Regions from separate parts of the Homo sapiens genome. Here region 1 is linked to region 2. Evidence: read pairs that join two places in POLR2A ChIA-PET (ENCODE). Cell type or tissue: CD4-positive, alpha-beta T cell. All regions are shown on one strand. Each heading gives the region's core, and the rest is flanking DNA. Links, peaks and the distances in the headings are about the cores only.

Region 1 (11,637 bases), core at 3,638-11,637, 86 kb after region 2:
TGGAAAAAAAAAAAAGATTTAAAAAAATGAACCAGGCCAGGCACAGTGGCTTATACCTGCAGTCCTAACACTTTGGGAGGCCAAGGTGGGAGGATCACTTGAGGCCAGGAGTTCAAGACCAGCCTGAGCAACACAGCAAGACTCTGTCTCTACAATTTTTCTTTAATTAGCCAGACATGGTGGTGCACGCCTATAGTCCCAGCCACTCAGGAAACTGAGGCAGGAGAATCATTTGAGCCCAGGAGTTCCAGGCTGCAGTGAGCTATGATCGCACTACTGCACTCCAGACTGGGCAACAGAATTAGACCCTGTTTCAAAAGAAAAAACAAAAAGAACCAATATCCATTAATTATGCCTAATACTAAATTGTAATGAACACATACTAAAAATTACATAAAATAAGTAGTAGAATTGGAAAGTTGAATTTTTTTAGCCATTATTGTTTAAGCTATGATTTAAATTGATTTAATCTAAATCAAATCACACTATTGAGGCTGTGGAAACATTAAATCTAGTAGACAGTGACAGATTTACCACTTACCAATGATCAAGAATAGTTTAGTTTACAAACACCAATGTCTTTCCTGCCTATGAAAAATAGCACCACCCAAAAACAACAACCAGATTTGTATGCCTCCTCTTCTTTGGCTAAGTTCTAGGATAGTAAAAACTGTTCATGTCTTTGCAACAGCTAGCACATTGTAGGTATACAACTCTTTTAACAGAAACAGTCACAACTTCCAATTCCCAGAAAGCTATTGCTAGGTTTCAGTCACATTCCCTAGGTGACATGTGTAGGATAACAAAATAAAGCAGGTTTGCCTTGTAGGCAGTTCTACCTTGAATCGTTTTGAGGATCCTGTTTCTTCTAACAGAAACATGTCATGAGTCTTTAGTGAAAAGCAGTATAAATACATATACATGAAGACAAAAGACAGCCAACGATTCTTTTTCTCATCATTATTAAACCACTGGTTAATTCCTAACTGAGGTATTTCATGTTTTTTAGATAACAAGATCATCCTCATTTTCAACACTTTTTTTAGCTTTCTTTCCTTTATTAAAGTAAAATTTACATACTATAAAATCTTAAGTTTGAATCAATATGTTTGAGTAAATGTATATAACAATTGGCAAAACTGGATAAAGGTATACGGAAGCTCTTTGTACTAGTCTTGCAACTTTTCTGTAAGTTAAAAATTACATGAAAACGAAGTTACCCAAAAAGTATATAACTGAATTACCATCACCCAAGTCAAGCTACAGAATATTTCCATCATGCCAGAAAGTTTCCTTGTGCTCCTTTCCAGTCAACCACAACCCCTACCCAGAGGCAACCACTGTCCTGATTTCTATCACCATACCTTAGTTTTGCCTGTTCTTGTATTTTTCATAAATGGCATCATAAACACTTATACATACTCATCTGTGCCTGGCTTCTCTTGCTATGAACAGTATTTCTGAGATTCATCTATGTTGCTATGTGAATCAGTAGTTTATTCCTACTGTGAAAAAAGCTGCTATGACCCAGTCTTTTTGTGGGCATATATACTTATTCCTCTTGGTACAATAAGATTTCACAGAAAAAAAGTTTCGCATATAAATATGCCTGGGAAATAAGGCAGTATAGATAGATACTGCTATACACACATAAAACATATAGCAACCATATATACCATTATATATAATGTAAAAAAGATATTTGATATTTATACATATGTGTAATATATGTGTAATACACACACATACATAAGCTTGAATAATTCTGATCACGCCACTGCACTCCAGTCTGGGCGATAGAGTGAGACTGTCTCAAAAAAAAGAATTTATAAAGTTCATAGTGAAAGTAAATCTAAGATGGGAAAGATGAGCATCTCAATTTTTCTAAGTTTATGTCTTAACCTAACAATAACTCAAAAGAGAAACAAGTATCTCTCCATGTAAATTACCCTGTTAGGTTTCAATGAAACACCTTTTCTCTTGTAACAAACATCTCCTCCAAGCTAGAATTTCAAAACAGTGTTACCATCCACTAGGTAATAATTTTTATGCTAGCAACAAAACCCAAAATATGTGTTCAGATTACAAGACTGTTTTTATTGTCTTGCTTTTTTAAAAAAGTTAAACATGGAAAAACTTAATTAATTAATATCTAACATGGGTAAAGAACATTCCATGCTCATTCAGAATATATTCTGATGCAGACTCAATCTCTAAGATGTTTTCTCCATTCCAAAAAGTAACCTATCGCAGCATTATGTCCATGACTGGGACATCTTGACTTTCAAATTCACTGTGCAATTTTCAGCTAACAATGGAGGAGGTTCTTTAGTTTCCAGAGATAGGAACACTGAGAACAAGTACAAATCTAACTTTTGAAAAGATCAATCTGAAATTTGCAACCCTGCTTTTGATAATGAAATGACCATTTTCTGGGGACTCCTCATTTATAACATCTTTAAATTGCCAAGTTTAAAACAGAATGCTACAAATGATTCTAGAAATTTACCACTGCCCACTTAGGATTTGCAACTACAAAAGGGAAAAAACAACCCTCTTCCAGTCTGATTTTTCTTCATCTCTTATTCTTCTTTCCAAAAAACGAACAATTTCAAAAGGATACAATTCAAATGTACTACATTTTTAAGCCAGGCATGGTGGCTTGGGCCTGGGATCCCAGCACTTTGGGAGGCTGAGACAAGAGGATTGCTTGAGCCCAGGAGTTTGTGTCGAGGCTGCAGTTAGCCACCACACTTCAGCCTCGGTGACAGAGCAAGAAACAATCTCTTTTAAAAAAAAAAAAAAAGAAAAAAAAGTATATATATATATATCCCATTTCTTTTTTAAAAAAAGGTTAAAAACATACGTCAATCTCTTTAAAATGTATGTATGTGTCTGTGTGTATATATATGTCTCTTCCAATCTTTTTCTTAAAAAAAGTATAGAAATATATATCCCAAGCTCTTTCTTTAAAAAAAAAAGTGTGTGTGTATATATATACGTATATGTGTGTGTGTGTGTGTGTGTGTGTGTGTGTGTGTGTGTGTGTGTGTGTGTGTGTGTATTTGAGACTGGGTCTTGCTCTGTCCCCCAGGCTGGAGTATGGTGGCTCACTGCAGCACTGAACTCCTGGGCTCAAGTGATTCTCTTGCTTCACCCTTCCAAAGTGCTGGGATCACAGATACAAGCTACCACACCTGGAGAACTTTATATTTTTTGTAGAAATGGGGTCTTACTATGTTGCCCAGGCTGGTCTCTAACTCCTGGGCTCAAGCAACCCTCCTGCCTTGGCTTCCCAAAGTGTTGAGGTGTTGACATTACAGGTGTGAGACATCATGCCTGGTATATATATATACTTTTTTTTTTATTGAGATGGAGTTTCACTGTGTTGCCCAGGCTGGAGTGTAGTGGTGCAATCTCAGCTCATTCCAACCTCCACCTCCCAGGTTCAAGTAATTTGCTTGCCTCAGCCTCTTGAGTAGTTGGGACTAAGGGCATGCACTGCCATGACTGGCTAATTTTTTTTTTTTTTTTTTTTTTTTTTAGTAGAGATGGGGTTTTGCCATGTTGGCCAGGCTGGTCTCCAACGCCTGACCTCCTGGCCTGGCCTATATTTTTAATCTTATAAAACATTATCAGAATTTGGACATTCCTAGGCTGGGCATGGTGGCTCACACCTGTAATCCCAGCACTTTGGGAGGTCGAGGCAGGCGGATCACCTAAGATCAGGAGTTTAAGACCAGCCTGGCCCTGGCCAACATGGCAAAACCTCGTCTCTACCAAAAATACAAAAATTAGCTGGGCGTGGTGGTGTGTACCTGTAATCCCAGCTACTCAGGAGGCTGAGGCAGGAAGAATCGCTTGAACCAATGGAGGTTGCAGTGAGCGGAGACTGTACCGCTGCACTCCAGCCTGAGCAACAGAGCAAGACCCTGTCTCAAAAAATAATAATAATAAAATAAAGAATTTGGACATTCCTTAGCTTTCACAGATGTGTGACTGTTTACTTAAAAACCCATTATTTCACTTTGAAAATACATCATTTTCATTTTTCCAGTAATTGTATCTTTTTTTTTTTTTTTAAGGCAGGGTCTCGCTCTGTTGTCCAGGCTGGAGTACAATGGCTTAATCACCGCTCACTGCAGCCTCAACCTCCCAGGCTCAAGTGATCCTCCCACCTCAGCCTCCCAAGTAGCTGGGACTACAGGTGTACTCCACCACACCTGGCTAACTTTTGTACTTTTGTAGAGAGGAGGTTTCACCATGTTTCCCAGGCTGGTCTCAAATTCCTGGGCTCAAGCAATCCACGTGCCTTGGCCTCCCAAAGTGCTGGCATTACAGGCGTGAGTCACTGCACCTCGCCACCTTTTTCTAAGAAGAAAAACAGCCTTGATTAAGCCTTGATTTTGATAACAAAAATGACAGCAACTCCAAACAACTACAATCACAATTTTCAATATCTTTTGACTGATTGTTTTAGAGAACTAAAATAAAATCTTATTCTTATTTTTTAAATGTTTTGATTCCAGACCAAGGGTAAAAAACAAATACAACAAATATATAGACCCCACACTCCCTCTGGTGGACCTTCACTTTCATTAACCAAATGTTTTCCAAGAGGCTATAAGTCGGCCTGGCACTGTGGCTCGCACTTATAATCCCAGCACTTTGGGAGGCCAAAGCAGGAGGATCACTTGAGCTCAGGAGTTGGACACCAGCCTGGGCAACATAGTGAGACCTTATCTCTACTAAAAATTAAAAGTTTTAAAAATTAGCCAGGTGTGGTGGTGTGTGCCTGTAACCCCAGCTACTTGGGAGGCTGAGGTGGGAGGATCACTTGAGACCAGGTGGTTGGGCAGGAGGATCTCTTGAGCCTGGGAAGTCTGCAGTGAGCCATGATGACACCACAGCACTCCAGCCTGGGCAATAAAGCAAGACCCCGACTCAAAAAAAAAAAGACTAGAAGTAAATACTAAATTAAGCATAAAATGTAGGTTCTCAAACTACTATAAGAAGTACAAATTATTTTGAGTAGTGGAATTTTAGTGTTCTAAATATTGTTAAAATATCCTTATTAATCTGTTAGTAACCTGCTAGTACATATGGCCCCACTGTAAATTATTTTAGCCAGTCTCATTTGGCAGTACTGTCTTTTACATAGTAAATAAACATCTCATTTGCAAATTAAATTACACTTAAGTGGTTATTGTTTTAAATCAATAGTTATGTGACATACATACCACCACCACCCAGTCGCTACTGAATGTAGATTTAATTTTCTTTATACTTTTGGGGATATGATGTCAGAATTTTAAAATGCACTAAAATGTACTGCAGAAAAATTTAGAAATATAAAATACTTAAAAAACAAAATCTACTAATCAGCTAAGTTGTAAAGTTCAAATAGTTTCAGAATTATAAAATGCAGATATTTGTTAAACATGAATTACAAAATTTAGTGTGCCAATATGTATAATATAGATTATTCTTTAGGAATTATGAAAACTTATTTTAATTAATGGTCTTTAGAGGAATTCTTCATGCCGGGTACAGCAAGCATATTACTGTTAAATAAAGCAATACTAGGCTAGGCGCGATGGCTCACGCCTGTAATACCAGCACTTTGGGAGGCTGAGGCGGGTGGATCACCTGAGGTCAGGAGTTCGAGACCAGCCTGGCCAACATGGCAAAACCCCGTCTCTACTAAAAATACAAAAATTAGCCGGACATGGTGGCGCAGGCCTGTAGTGTCAGCTACTCAGGAGGCTGAGGCAGGAGAATCGCTTGAACCCGGGAGGCAGAGGTTGCAATGAGCCGAGACTGCGCCCTTGCACTCCAGCCTGGGCAACAAGAGCAAAACGCCATCTCAAAAAAAAAAAAAAAAAAAAAAGCAAAACTAATGTCTATAATAGTGGCATTTGATCTAGCCTCAAAATTAGTTGTTTTAATGTAAGCCCTTGTTTTCTGTAGCTTCATTTATTTAAAAATACTTACTATCACCTCCAAACTCAAAAGGAGTTATACCTGAGGGTAAATGGCTTTAAAAACACTCCCAATGTTTATTGTGTGGATTTGAGAATTCAACTTATGCTTAATTTTTGAAACTGAAATTGTAGTTGATAATTTTATGATATCATCTATTACAAGTTAAAGTAGAGAAAAATCAGTAATTAAAATATCTAAAAACTAAATTTTAAAATGGGCTTTTAATTAAACCTAAAGTTAATAAAACTTTAACTTTTATAGTTAAAATACTAAAATACACATATGTAAATAAATTTATGAAATGCAACTTTATTGTATGTGGTTTATATACATACATCATCACAGAATAAGGACAATAAACAACTAATTATTAATAGTATTTTATATATTTAAGTACACTAAAGAGCAATTATATAAATGATAAAAAATAATGGAAGCTACAGTCTTATCCAGTTCCTTTCAACTATTTACATAGAATAAGCCCTCCGAACGTGAGGATGAATTATTGTTCAACCTATCCACACTAAACATCAAAAAGCCAACTTAGCTTTTAACAGCAGTAACTTCTTCTACAGGTATACAAACAGGATGTTCTTTCCTCTCCAGACTAATTCATCCTAAGCAGAGAAGCCTTTAGGAAACTAAACTGAACCCAAAATATGCATTATTTTCCAAGAATAAACAGATAACTAAAGATTTAATAAGTTGCCTAATGCAATATTTTAAGTTTTTCATTTGAACTGATTAAAAATATGTTTTAAAAAAGAAATTCACCCAAAATTCCCATAACTAAAAGAATTAAAGACTCAGAAACATACAAAGACCTCATAGCTTGTTATGGAGAAATAAAACAATAAAGACCACTATATTCTTTTTAATCTAAAATAGTCACAATTATTGGTTGAAGAGTTGATGGTTCAATGGCGAACTCTTATCAGCTATTAGCTAACTGTAATTACCTAGGCAAATAAGTAAAATGACCATTCAATGAATAATAAACTAGCATAATTAAATCAAGATTAGCAACTTTGTTCTTAACTTAAACTTAATCTCCGAAGTATAAATCTTACCTAATACAGATATCAACCAAGACACATTAGAAGAAAAAAACTGGGTAACTAAATAAAGTGTTTCTCACAAATAATGAGTATTAATAACCCTCGTTTTAAAAATGTCATTTGTATAGAATCTCTAAATTGGTCAGGGCCATAATTGCAGACTGTCAGGCAGAGGTCAGCTGGGGGAGAGACAAACAGAAAATGGTGAAGTGAAAGTATGACAATAAAAATTTCCCACCAGAATAAGAATTTTTTTCAAGTCGATTCTTGGCTTTTGATTCAAACACCAAGAGAAGCAGCTCCCTTTAGAGAATTACTTTATAATTCTCTAAAGTAAAAACCCTTATGGAGGAGGTGGATAGAATCCCAGACTATTAAAAATACTTAACCAAAATATGCTTTAACTTTTCCCTTGTCCACAATCTAACAAAATGGGAAGACAATGAAAATAAACACTCCTGTCTACACTCAGAGAGGCAAAGAAAGCTCCCATTCAGTAGTAAGCCTTATTCCACTGGAAAACATACTCCTGAAAAGTAAATCCAAAACCACGAGCTCAAACTGCTTCATGCAGAATTTACTGAACGGCGGCCAAACGCTGAACACACTGTCCTGAACCACACTGAAGGGTATCTACAATTCTGCATCTCCGCTTACAACTTGAAACTTACTACGCTTTCGCCACCACTGCAGAACCCGATTTTAGAGACTACGATGGTCCTGCCGGTTCGTTAATCGAAGAAAGCCACTCTGCACCCTGACGCTCGTAGTGTCTTTTTGGTAATACTGGTTTTTGACTCTTATACTGTGACCGGTGCACCTTTTTGGACGACCAATAAGGCGGAAGACGTTTTCACGTCCCAGAACAGAAGAGCATAAGGAGCCCTGGCACAGCGTTCAGCCGCTTCGGTATGGCCTGGGAGTGACGCGGATCACCTGTTAGACGGCGCTGCGCGGACTCCTCCACAAGCGGCCGACAGCGGCGATGCGGTTCCCCAACGCTTGTCCCGAGGCGGCAGGTGAAGGCGGGGACCGCCCGTCCACACCCGGAGCGCGGCCACCCCGCCACCATCCCCTTCACAGCCCCGCCAGGTGGGCGAATCCGCCCCGCGCCCGCGGCGTCCCGGCGCTCGGCTCGCCCTGGGGTCCGGTTGTCCCGGCGCCCGGACCCGAAAGCGAAGTTTGGCTCCCGCCCGCAGCGGTGCCGGCTGAGGGTCCGGCCGCCTGTCCGGGGAGAGCCGGGGGCCAGAGACCGGAGGCGGAGCGGGACCTGTCATCCCGGGCGGGAAACAAAAGCCCAGTGAGGACGGGCGGGCGCGACCCGCCTCGCCTCTGCCGGGAGAGGCCGGCGGGGGCGGAGAGCGGCGCCCGCGGTCACTAGTCTCCGCGCCTCCCGCGGGGAGCACCGGCCCCGCGGCCCCTGGGGCGCGGCGAGGGGCGCCGCAGTGGGGCCGAGGCCTCCCGCGCGCTCCCCTCGAGGCTTCCGGACCCCGCTCCCCCGCGACACGCGGCTCCTGGGCTGCGAAGCCGCGTGGGGGTGGGAGCTGAGGCAGCGAGTGCGACCGCGGCGGGACCTGGAAGGAGGGCGTTCGGCTCCCGGGGCGCCGCGGCCGGCCGCCCCATCTCCGTGGCCATGGCGCCGGTACCTGTCGCCGCGGGGGCTCGCCGACTCCGTCACTCTCCGCCTTGCCCGTGCTCCGCTAACCCTTCAGCCCGCCCAGCAGGCCGCCCGCGCGCCGGACACCGCCGCCCGAGACTGGCAGCGCCCGCGAGCCGGCCCGAATCCCCGGGGCAGCGCCCGGCGCCGTCCCGCCCCAGCCGGCCGCAGGACCCGCCTTCCATAGGGCCCCGGGGCTGTCAGTCCGCCCCCAAAAGGCGCGCGGGCTGTCGATCCGCCTGTCCGGATTGGTGGCCGCGCGCCGTCCATGCAAATGAGGCCCCGCCCCCATCATTTGCTCCTCCACCTCCCCACGCCAGCCCACGTGTCTGGCCCTTGCCCTTTGTGGGGGCCATAGAGAAGGGATGGTGGAAACTGACACCCCCTCACATCTCTTACCTCCCGAGAAATTAATGCCTAAGCAAGCTAGTTGACTTCCCATCTGTATCGTCTCTCTGAAGGCACTGCCCCTCCTATCTGTCCACAGGGCCTACCTAGAGGCCGGAGAGGGGCAGGCCAGGCTGTTTGTTAGGTCAGCTGGCCAGGTTAGCCCTAGGAAGCAACCCCATTAAGTCTAAGATGCCCAGTCGGGACTGGGGAAATCCCACCTCGAGAACCAATTTAGCAGATATCACCTCCCTCTGGACACCCAGTGACTGTAAAGACCATACTTTCTCTTGGCTTGCTACCTTTCAAGCAGGAGATCCCAGGAGATTAAAACAGGAAGAGGCCTTACGGCTGAGTTCGGCCAGGTGGGGTGGCTCACGCCTGTAATCCCAGCACTTTGGAAGGCCGAGGTGGGCGGACCACGAGGTCAAGAGATCGAGACCATCCTAGCCAACATGGTGAAACCCCGTCTCTACTAAAAATACAAAAATTAGCTGGGCTTGGTGGCGCGCGCCGTCCCAGCTACTCGGGAGGCTGAGGTAGGAGAATCGCTTGAACCTGGGAGGCAGAGGTTGTAGTGAGTCGAGATCACGCCACTGCACTCCAGCCTGGTGACAGAGCAAGACTCCATCTCAAAACAAAAACAAAAACAAAACGGCTGAGTTCTTCCGCCAACTCCGAAAGGTAGACTGCCAACCAGATGGCTACCTCTGAGTTACTCCCATAGAGATGCAGGAGCTGCACCTGGGCCTTAGGGAATCTCTAATCAACTCTCTCATTTTTAAGGAAACAGAAACCTGATGTCCCATAGCTAGTTACACGTGGGACCTAATAGTTACCTATGGAAACCTAATATCCCATAGCCAGATTAGAACTCATGTCTCCTGGCTCCAAACCTGCTCTCTTTGCACTATACTGCATTCAAACATTTATGAAGAGCCTCGTCCAGAAATCGCCATGCTGCCTTCAAGAGATGATGCCTGGGCGCCGGGCGCGGTGGCTTACGCCTGTAATCCCAGCACTTTGGGAGGCCGAGATGGGCGGATCACCTGAGGTCGGGAGTTCGAGACGAGCCTGACCAACATGGAGAAACCCCGTCTCTACTAAAAATAATTTTAAAAAATTAGCCGGGCATGGTGGCGCATGCCTGTAATCCCAGCTATTCAGGAGGCTGAGGCAGGAGAATTGCTTGAACAGAGGTTGCAGTGAGCCGAGATCGCACCATTGCACTCCAGCCTGGGCAACAAGAGCGAGACTCCATTCTAAAAAAAAAAAAAGGGTGATGATGTCTGCAGAAAAGACAAATAAAGCCAAGACTGAAACCGCCTCGAGGGCAGGGGTTCTGTCTCAGTCATTTGTCTGTCCTCAGTGCCTAGAAGCTTCCCTGTTTACCAGTTGCCGAGGGGAGTCACTGAAACAATGTATTTGTTCATTAACGCAGAAAAACAAAGTTGATCAAAATTCCTCTGCATACTAATACCAATTGATTAAGCATCTACTATGCTTAATAATAGCACATATTAGGCAGGGCACAGTGGTTCACACCTGTAATCCTAGCACTTTGGAAGACAGAGGTGGGCGGATCACCTGAGGTCGGGAGTTCGAGACCAGCCTGACCAACATGGAGAAACCCCATCTTTACTAAAAATACGAAATTAGCCAGGCATGGTGACGCATGCCTGTAATCCCAGCTACTCGGGAGGCTGAGGCAGAAGAATCGCTTGAACCCGGGAGGCGGAGGTTGCAGTGAGCCGAGATGGCACCATTGCACTCCAGCCTGGGCAACAAGAGCAAAACTCCATCTCAAAAAAAATAATAATAAATAAATAAAATAAAATAAAATAAAAATAACAGCACATATTAAGCTCTATGCTATCAGGGTATATATGTCCCAACCCTCAAGGGCTTCATTAGGAGACAGTGACATACACGTAACATGTCAGTTCTCCTCTTCATGTTACAGGGGTTGTGACAGATGTCTGCATAGGGCACAATGGAAGGCGCCAAGGAAAGAGGAATCAGCTCTTCCTACGAGAGGCAGGGAAGGCGTCATTGAAGAGGTCACCTGACAGTAGAGCTGAATCTTAGAAGATGAAGTAGGTGTTTGCCAGACAGAGGGGTGTGGACAAGGGGGAAAGGGACTCCCAGGCAGGAGGGGACAGCGTGAGCAAAAAGCATGCAGACCTGGAAAAGCCTAATAATTGAGGGAACAGTGAGGAGCAGTGTGGGCAAATCTGCAGAGGGCTGTGTGGACGTGTCACATGTCTGGGACCAGGCTCTTCCAGGAGGAAGACAGAAAGGCAGGGGAGGCTGCCAGGCTGTGTTGTAATACACCGCAGCAACAACAACAGGCCCTGTAGATACAGCTACACGGTTCTTTTTTTTTCTAGGCCAGAGTCTGTGGAGAACAGTCAGTTCCACAGTTCCGATGGCAGCCTTGCTAGCCCCACCCACTCTCCCAGAAAACCACTCTGATCACTGCACTTGCCTTCCTTGGCATTTGGAAACACATGTGCTTGCATTTTCCCTAAACATTACTGCCCTTCAGAA
Region 2 (10,311 bases), core at 1-8,000:
CACACAGTGTGTCTTGGTGAAGCTTAGTCTACCCAGTCTGAAAGTTTAGGAGCAACCATATTTCTAAATTAAACTTGTAATTACTGATATTTGTATCAATAAGACAGTTTAGTGGGTAACAAACCAGAAACACAGGTTTATTCTAAGCCTACTATGTGACAGAAGTTTCCTCACCTATAATACAAAGTCAAGAGATGCTGAATTATTTAATAAAGTTATCAAATGCCACAAATTTAATATCAAATATATAAACATCTGTAACTGCATCTTGGCTTCAGATGCTTGGGCCAAAAAGCCAACTAAATGGCTATTTCTCCAATGATATACAAAGATTAAATGAATACAGATGCTCCTTCTTCTTTAAGAGTCCTAATCTCATTCACAAATATATCTGAATAAAAATGGTAAATCCAAAGACAACAACATCAATAACTATCTTAGCTATATCCCTTACTGGAAATAATAAATGTAAAGTGTGAAAGAATCAATAGTCTACTATAACTTCACAAATCAAATTACTTAATAACCTCCCCTGAAATATTAGGAGGTCAATTTTGGGAGGCCTAATTCCCCGTTCCACCCCAATTTACCAAGCTCTTTCCCAGAGTAATTTCATATTAAAATAAGAGGCTTTTTCTCATATTTTAAGACAAAATAGAAAAAATGCATACAGATATCTATTTTTTCTTGATGAGTTAGACTTTTTTGAGACGCAGTCTTGCTCTGTCTCACCCAGGCTGGAGTGCAGTGGCGTGATATCTGCTCACTGCAGCCTCCACTTCCTGGGTTCAAACAATTCTCCTGTCTCAGCCTCCGAAGTAGCTGGGATTACAGGTGTGTGCCACCACACCCAGCTAATTTTGTTATTTTTAGTAGAGACAGGGTTTCACCATGTTGCCCAGGCTGGTCTCGAACTCCTGACCTCAGGTGATCCACCCGCCTCAGCCTCCCAAAGCGCTGGGATTACAGGTATGCGCCACCAGGTCTGGCCTAGACTCTTTATTTCTAGGAAAAACAATTCTCTGAAACTTTACAACTACTTTTAATATTAAGGGTATTCTATTTTAAGTTTTTGATGTAATAAGAAAAATGGATGGCTGGTATGACAGCATAACAGTCACCAAGCAATATGATAATTTGGATTTCATAAGAAAATCCTGACTGGGCGCGGTGCTCACGCCTGTAATCCCACACTTTGGGAGGCCGAGGCGGGTGGATCACCTGAGGTCAGGAGTTTGAGACTAGCCTGGCCAACATGGCAAAACCCCATCTTTACTAAAAATACAAAAAATAGCCAGGTGTGGTGGCACGTGCCTGTAATCCCAGCTACTTGGGCTGAGGCACAAGAATCACTTGAGCCTGGGAGGCGGAGGTTGCAGTGAACTGAGATTGCGCTACTGCACTCCAGCCTCCAGCCTGGGCAACAGAGGGAGACTCCATCTCAAAATAAATAAAAAAATAAATAAATAAAAATAAAAAAGAAAGAAAATCCTTTATTCCTACTTCTGTAACATAATAGCCTATATTCAAATCTAGAGATTTCCTAAAATGCTTCTTTTCTAACACTGGCTGATCTACTTTACTTTAGATCAACAACTTGTAGAGAGACTAAAAATCACTCGTTCTGTTATACTCATTCCATGCCCAATAAAACAACTATTACCTTCCAAATAAAAATTCAAATCTAACTTATTCTACTTTTGAACTACATGATCTCAATGAAGCTCTAAAATTCTATGATTCTATGACCTGGTAATATCACTCTCAATATCAATATAGTCCAGAAACCAGCTTCAAATCTAATTCCTGCAGTTAATAATTTAATTGAATTACCCCTAGCCCAGGCCTGAGAAATGAGAAAAACTGAAGAATGAACAGAAATGGTGTAGACACTAGGGGCCGAAATGTCCCCTGGACATTTATGCTCTAAAGCGTTCTACCCTTTTCTTCTCTTTTTTCGATTTGCTAAATCTTCTCTGTATTGTTCCAATTTTAGTATATGTGCTGCCGAAGTGAGTACTCACTACTCTTTTTTAACTCACCAGTATTAATACCATCTTGATGTGTTCCCCTTGCAGACACAGAATGGGGTCTAAGAAACTTGGGCCAAACTAGAAAGGGCCTAACTCTTGAGTCAGCTCCTCCAAACAAGGGCTAGAGTTGGAGTGGCTTGGTAGAGCTCGCATATGGCATTTTAGTTTATGTCCCACACTCATAAATGCTGATAATTCCTTCTGTTAGACTTACTTTTAGAATGCTCTAGATAAAATTAACTTGTAGCAAATTGAAAGTTCATTCTGAATTGGAAAACATTTAAAAAATAAATTCAAATTTAAACTTTTTCAAATACAGTCACGCTTCACTTAAGGATGGGGATACATTCTGAGAGATGTGTCATCAGGTATTCTCATCACTGTGGGAACATCTTAGAATGTTCTTACACAAATCTAGATGGAACAGCCTACTATAACCTCGGCTAAGTGGTATAGCATATTGCTCCTAGGCTATAAATCTGTATAGCATGTTATTGTACTGAATATTGTAGGCAACTGTAACACAATGGTAAGTACTTGTGTATCTAAACATTGAGAAGGTAAAGATATGGAATTATAATCTCACGGGACCACTGTCCTATGTGCAATCTGCTGTTAAACAAAATGTTATGCAGCATATGACTGTACATGCATACTAGAGAGGTTCTACAGGGAGTCTGAGGCTTAAGATATTTTTACTGAATTCGCTGAGGGTGGTGACGCACACCTATAAGTCCCAGCTACTCGAGAGGCTGAGGTGGGAGGATTGCTTGAACCTAGGAGTTCCAGGCTGCAGTGAGTTGTTATTGCGGCACTGTAATCTAGCCTGGGTGACAGAGTGAGACCGTCTCAAAAAAAAAAAGATATTTTTACTGGAGTAAAAATTGATATTTCTAAGGAGGTTAAGAGTTCTAAAAAGTTTGCATTTCTAAATATTTAAAACTCTGCCCAAGAAATTTAGACTAATAACACTTTTCATAAAAAAAAAAAAGATTTGCTGAGCAAAGTAAATTTCTCATGTATTGTGGAATGTCTCAAGTATAGAGATTTATTGTCCTAGTAGCTCACAACTTAGTTAACAGATTTTTTTTGTCTGAAGTTTATTGTTGGAAGTATCATCTTCCTCCCTTAAGGAGAGTACATTTAGTGGGGGAGGAAATTATCAGTACATTTGTTGTGGCTTTTGGTTGATCAAGTTTGAATGTTTTCAAAACAGGAAATCCAGAGACTCTGCAAGGATTCCTGCCTGTGCGTTAGTTTCCTAGGCTGTTTTTCAGCTTGATGTATGTACTTGATATTAAAATTAAATGAGTAATTTCAGAAGTTCTCTTTAGATGTGATAACCCATCATTAGTGAGGGAAAAAGATTGGCTACTAATAAACATGTTGGGAAAGATAAATGAAGTAACCATGCCAAAAAAAAGTCAAACTGTAACAAAGGCATAATTAAGAAAGCAAAACATTCATTGTAGCTAGTCTTCTCAGAGAGACAATAAATGACAGAACTAGTGTCTGATGCTGTAATAGGACAGTAAACATTTGTGATAGCTCTTATAAATATTTTCTACTTTACATGTGGACTAATCTTTTTTTTCCTGGTAAATCTAACCCTTCACAATTGGACCCTGCAGTACTATAAAATCTTAAACGGATATACATCCAGACATATACACCCCAGTTTATATAAAAAACCAAAACCATCGCCTTGTAATACTGACAACATTCGGAATGTCAGAGTAAAAGGAGGTATCACAGCCTCATGGTGAATACAGCCCATTGATTCTCTACATCTACAAGTAGCAAAGGGCATTGCTGGGTTAACTGGTTTCTAAACTTGGAACACTGATGTGAAAAGTTCTACGAGACTGCTGACAAGAACTCACACACCACTTGGAGCCACGGAAAGACTGCTGATTGCCACAGTAGGGGCCCTGATTGCAGTAACAGATGCAGATGAGCCTAGCTCCTATAGCTCCACTTATTCTTTTTAATGTTATCTTAAAAATTCCTACCAAAACAAAACAGAACAAAAACCATGGCAGCTCTGGCTGTGGAAGCCCTGTGGTTGCTTTTTGACCTGGCATCTTTTAGTGCAAATACTAACTTAATAAATATTTAATAATAACCATCGTGACTCACTGGGAGTGCAGCCTGTAGGGCTCAGGAGGTCTGTTGCTAATCCCAACCAGCATGATTTACGGGAAGTAAATCATCTATGACATGCCCAAAGAGAATAAAAGTACATACAGGATGCTTCTACTTAGGGCTTTTTTGGTAGAGAAAGAAATAAACAAGTTAAAAAGAGACAACATTTTTTTCTTGACTTAAAGACTATGTAACTTAAAGGGGGAGGGAGGTCCTCCAAATCCCCACAAAGTCAAACCAAACCAAATTACCCAAGCTTAGCTGCGCAATCGGAGTGTAACCACATCAAGCGAGCTGCAAAACATCACTTAAACTGGAGCTCTGACTTATTGTTCTCTTACTGCCCTAGAGCAATTTTGTTTTGAAGAGCACAGAACACCCTGTTCTGAATGTGGCTGGCACATGAACTCGATGTGCTGACAGCAATTTGTACTCCGATTAAAATAGGGGGGAAAAAAGGAAAGAGAGTGCACAGCAGTAACAAAAATGAAATGCAAGAACCCCTAAACCATGCAATTTGTATTTTAGGAAGCAAAACTGAGAAAGAGGCTCCATAACTTAAAAAACAAAAAACAAAAAGCTGTAAATGCTCCAGCCTAAAGACATTAGCTCTGGTAAGTGTCTATTTTTCCCTTTTCTAATTATAGTAGTTGGTGTCTGATAGCTTTGCACTCATTCTCAAAACAATTACTGGGTCATGAGGATCTGAATGGGAATGTTGTAATGGCATTACTACTCGACAAGACTGGTTATCTGGCCAGAGAAAACCAGGTTGTGACAGGTTACTCCCACTGAGCAAGAGTTTTCTCTGTTGCCTAATTCATGCCAAGTGAGCTTCTTTCTGCCTGTGTCTCCTGCCTAATAGAGCACAGTATCCAAGAGAGTAGGATCTTAATAACCCCCTGAAAAAGCAAGCAGAGATGGCTTTCTAAAAGCAGGAGAACAAGAGAAATACTTCCAACACGCATGGTGGTCAGATTTCCCCTAAGCTGTCCGCCTTCCTCCTCTGCACTGTTTTGTACTACTTAGGATGAACACACACCACTGTAAGATTGCTTACAGAACTGACGGACAGATGCTAACAGGCGTGGAACCTGGCTCCTGGAACTGAATAACATTTATGCAAATGATTTCTTTTGGTTGATCAAGTTTGAATGTTTTCAAAACAGGAAATCTAAACAAGAAGTATACACCCAGCAACAAATTCTCCATGAACACCAACCCTTACCAGTCTTCCCTTCACACCACTATAGCACTTGAGTTAGACCTGGATTCCAGTCCCATTCTGCCACTTCAATTATGACTTTGGGCAAGGTAATTAAAGTGATCTGAAGCTCAGTTTCTTCACTGATAGAATGTGGATAATACACTAGCTAAATGATAATTGTTGAGAGGATTAAATTAGATACTGAATTAGAGCTTTTAATCTAGCACCTGATATTCATTCATTCATTCATTCATATGTCAGGGTGTCTATCATGTGAAAATGCTGTTGTTAAGTGTGGATATACAGAGACAAACTAAAGGAATGTTAGCTATAATTATTTTCCTGTGCCTAGTGGTAAATTATACCAGATTAAACATGTTTTAGAGCTCTGTGTAAGAAAACATTTACTGGTTCAACACAGAAAGCTGTCAAAGTATGAATAAAATTCTTAGTAGGCAAAGGCAGTATCTTGTACTTCTTTTGTGCCTCACAGTACCCAGCACAGAGTTCAGGGCCAGCAAGTAAATATTTATTTAATGACTAATCTTAAAATAGGGCATTAAGGACAGGGTGGTAATTTTCACTAATTTATACAAATTTTCCTTTTTGAATCTATTAGTATTCCTATTTTAATAAATTCTAGGAAGCTATACAAATTTTATATTGATATGGAAACTTTGTTTTTTAATACTATTCTAAAATAAATGGCCAATTGGCTGGAATTTTTTTTTTTTTTGTAACAACAACAACAGCAGCAGCAGCAACAAAAGACTGTTTTCTTTCTTTTTTTGAGACAGAGTCTCGTTCTGTTGCCCAGGCTGGAGTGTAGTGGCGTGATCTTGCCTCACTACAACCTTCACTTACTGCAACCATCTGCCTCCCGAGTTCAAGGACTTCTTGTGCCTCAGACTCCCAAGTAGCTGGGACTACAGGCCCGCACCACCATGCCCAGCTAATTTTTGTGTTTTTAGTAGAGATGGGGTTTCGCCATGTTGGCCAGGCTGGTCTTGAACTCCCGACCTCAAGTGATCCTCCAGCCTTGGCCTCCCAGAGTGCTGGGATTACAGGTGTGAGCCACCGTGCCCGGCCTCTTTATTGTTTTTGTTTTGAGTTGGGGGTCTCACTTTGTTGCCCAGCCTGGAGTGCAGTGGTGTGATCATGGCTCACTGCAGCCTCACACTCCTGGACTCAAGCTACTCTCCTTCCTCAGCCTCCCTAGTAGCTGGGACTACAGGCACACACCACCACGCCTGGCTATTTTGTTGTTGTTGTTGTTAAGAATGGGGTCTCACCATGTTGCCAGGCTGGTCTTGTACTCCTGGCCTCAAGCAACCCTCCCACCTTGGCTTCCCGAAGTGTTGGGATTACAAGCGTGAGCCACCATGGCTGGCCAGAAAGACTTATTTTCTACTATGATTTTATTCTACCTGAAGACTTGAAGATAACTTTTTGGAAGAAAGAAATTATATAAATCCAAAATATTTGAAAGAATAAACACTGGCCACTTTAGACCAAGTACCATATTACATTATTTTGTGAAAACATATAATAAAATGGTTTCAAGAATTTGCTCCTATTCCTAGACTTATATCCCAGGACATTCATAAATACTTCAAAAGCATATGAAAAACAAAAATGTAAAGTCTCACAGCTCCATCAGATCTCAATATGGGCAGACGTAATCTTTCCTCTATTTTCAATTTTTGGTACCTTTTTGATTTTAGTGTTTCATTTATAAAGAACACATAGCTAGATACTGTTGTTGTTCTCACTTTATGAGACCTTTTGCCTTTAATAGGTGACTTTATCCCATTCATATTTTTTGTAATCACTGATATGAGTGGTTTTATTCTTGTCTTTGGTTTTCTACACAGTGTTTTCTTTTTTTTTTTGAGATGGAGTCTCGCTCTGTTGCCCAGGCTGGAGTGCAGTGGTGTGATCTCGGCTCACTACAACCTCCACCTCCCGGGTTCACGCCATTCTCCTGCCTCCCAAGTAGCTGGGACTACAGGCGCCCGCCACCATGCCCAGCTAATTTTTTGTATTTTTAGTAGAGATGGGGTTTCACCATGTTAGCCAGGATGGTCTCGATTCCTGACCTCGTGATCCACGTGCCTCGGCCTCCCAAAGTGCTGGGATTACAGGCGTGAGCCACCGTGCCCGGCCCGTGTTTTCTTATTTTTTAAAACAATTTTTGCTCAATTGATGAAGTTTTCCTTGTTCCTCTATTTCCCCACTCCACATGGGGTGATTTGGAAATTCTACATGCTATTCTTACTAGTACTTTCCATTAAAGTCTGAACAAATCATTTAAAGATATATATATATACCTCTTTATCAATGTTCAGAATCAATCAGCATAAAGCATTCAATAAAATCCAACATCCCTTCATTATAAAAAACCCTCAATAAACTAAGCATCAAAGGAACATACTTCAAAATAATAAGAGCCACCTATGACAATATCTTTTTTTTTTTTTTTTTTTTTTTTTTTTTTGAGACAAGGTCTTATTCCATTGCCCAGGCTGGAGTGCAGTGGTGCAACCATAACTCACCGAAGCCTGTATCACCCAGGCTCAAGTGATCCTCCTGCATCAGCCTCCCAAGTAAGCTGGGACTACAGGTGCATGCCACTATGTGTGGCTAATTTTTTTTATTTTTAGTAGAGACAAGGTTTCACTATGCTGCCCAGGCTGGTCTTGAACTCCTAGGCTCATGCAATCCTCCTGCCTCGGCCTTCCAAAGTCTTGGGATTACAGGTGTGAACCACTGCACCCAGCCGTCAATATCATACTGAACGGGCAAAAGTTGGAAGCATTCCGCCTAAGAACTGGAAAAAAACAGGGTGTCCACTCTTAACAACTCCTATTCAGCATGGTACTGAGCCACAGCAATCAGTATGCGGCAAGTCCTAGCCTGAGCAATCAGGCAAGAGAAAGAAATAAAAGGCATCCAAATAGGAAACCAGACGTCTACCTCTCACCATATACAAAAACAAACTCAAGATGGATTAAAGGCTTAAATGTAAGGCCTGAAACTATATAAATCCTAGAAGAAAAGCTAGAAAATACTCTTCTGGACATTGCCTAGGCAAATAATTTATGATTAAGTCCCCAAAATCAAATGCAACAAAAAGAAAAACTGACAGTTGGGACCTAATTAAAGAGCTTCAGCACAGCAAAATAAGCTATCAACGAAGCAGATGGACAAACTACAGAATGGGAGAAAACATTTGCAAATTATGCATCTGACAAAGGACTAATATCCAGAAAAGAACTTAAACAAATCAACAAGAAAAAAGCAAATAGCCCCATTAAAAAGTAGGCAAAGGACACGAAGAAGCAGCCAACGAACATGAAAAAATGCCGAACATCACTAATCATCAGAGAAATGCAAATCAAAACCACAATGAGATACCATCTCACAACTGAGTCAGAATGACTATTAATAAAAAGTCAAGGCCGGGCGCTGTGACTCATGCCTTTAATCCCAGCACTTTGGGAGGCCGAGGCAGGCAGATCATGAGGTCAGGAGATCGAGACCATCCTGTCTAACACGGTGAAACCCCGTCTCCACTAAAAATATTTTAAAAAATTAGCCGGGCGTGGTGGTGGGCGCCTGTAGTCCCAGCTACTCGGGAGGCTGAGGCAGGAGAATGGCGTGAACCTGGGAGGCGGGAGTTGCAGTGAGCCAAGATCGCGCCACTGCACTCCAGCCTGGGCAACAGAATGAGACTCCGTCTCAAAAAAAAAAAAAAAAAAAAAAAAAAAAAAAAAAAAAGTCAAAAAAGAACAGATGTTGGCAAGGTTGTGGAGAAAAGGGAATGCTTAAACAGTGTTGATGAGAATGGAAATTAGTTCAGCTCCTGTGGAAAGCAGTTTTGGAAATTTCTCGAAGAACTAAAAATCAAAGTACCATTTGACCCAGCAATCCCATTACTGGGTATACAACCAAAGGAAAATAAATCGTTCTATCAGAAAGATAGCTGGCATTTACACTGACATGTTTACTGCAGCATTGTTTGTGTGTTTGTTTGTTTTTTGAGACAGAGTCTCACTCTGTTGCCCAGGCTGGACTGCAGTGGCAGAATCTCAGCTGACTACAACCTCCACCTCCCAGGTTCAAGCAATTCTGCCTCAGCCTCCCAAGTAGCTGGGACTACAGGCGCCCACCACCACACCCAGCTAATTTTTGTATTTTTAGTAGAGGCAGGGTTTCACCATGTTGGCCAGGCTGGTCTTGAACTCCTGACCTCAAATGATCCACCCACCTCAGCCTCCCAAAGTGCTAGGATTACAGGCATGTGCCACCACGCCCAGCCTGTTTTGTTTTGAGACAGGGTCTCGCTTTGTTGCCCAGGTTAGACTGCAGTGGTATAAATGTGACTCAAATGATCCTCCCACTACAGCCTCCTGAGTAGCCGGCACTACAGGCATGCACCACCATGCTTGGCCTTTTTTTTTTTTCTGTAGAAATGGGGTCTTACTATGTTGCCCAGTTTGGTCTTAAACTCCTGGGCTCAAGTGACCATCCCACCTTGGCCTCCCAAAGTGCTGGGATTACAGGCATGAGCCACACACAGCACTTACTCTTAAGCACAGTTATATTCTTAATAGCAAAGACACGGAGTCAACCTAGGTGTCCATCAATGGTGGATTGGATAAAAATGTGGGCTTCCTTCTGCCACGGCCACCATTGGAGAGCAGCGGCCATGGCTCTGTGCTGCCCTATGGCCATGGGCCTCAACAAGGGCCACAAGGTGACCGAGAACATGAGGACGCCCAGGCACAGCCGCTGCTGCAGGCACCTGACCAAATATACCAAGTTCGTGCCGGACATGATCTGAGAGCTGTGTGGCTTCACCCCATACGAGCGGTGCACCATGGAGTTACTGAAGGTCTCCAAGGACAAATGGGCCCTCAAGTT

Evidence for each region. Peaks named below come from ENCODE experiments on the same cell type or tissue, not always from the same donor. Only the 100,000 strongest peaks of a DNase experiment are listed, where the experiment ranks them.
Region 1: POLR2A ChIA-PET joins it to region 2 with 25 read pairs; 13 of 35 experiments call an interaction of 5 or more read pairs at or near these places.

The regions. Positions count from the first base shown.
Region 1 is chr6:35,680,115-35,691,751 of GRCh38, forward strand. It overlaps FKBP5 (FKBP prolyl isomerase 5), which reads right to left and starts at 8,801. Exons shown (of 11, transcript NM_004117.4): 1 at 8,690-8,801. RefSeq lists silencers at 3,144-3,344, 8,181-9,030 and enhancers at 7,741-7,810, 7,831-7,920. In CD4-positive, alpha-beta T cell, for the core only: no CTCF peak of the experiment used is centred there; DNase peaks (open chromatin) are centred at 4,597, 7,967, 8,927 and 11,107; H3K4me3 peaks cover 2,942 bases; H3K27ac peaks cover 1,195 bases.
Region 2 is chr6:35,597,532-35,607,842 of GRCh38, forward strand. All of the region lies in intron 5 of FKBP5 (FKBP prolyl isomerase 5), which reads right to left. It also overlaps the pseudogene RPL36P9. Among named protein-coding and RNA genes, the nearest start is that of LINC03135, 59 kb to the left of the region's middle. RefSeq lists an enhancer at 3,661-4,166 and a silencer at 4,841-5,135. In CD4-positive, alpha-beta T cell, for the core only: no CTCF peak of the experiment used is centred there; DNase peaks (open chromatin) are centred at 3,250, 3,940, 4,460 and 5,170; H3K4me3 peaks cover 3,190 bases; H3K27ac peaks cover 6,844 bases.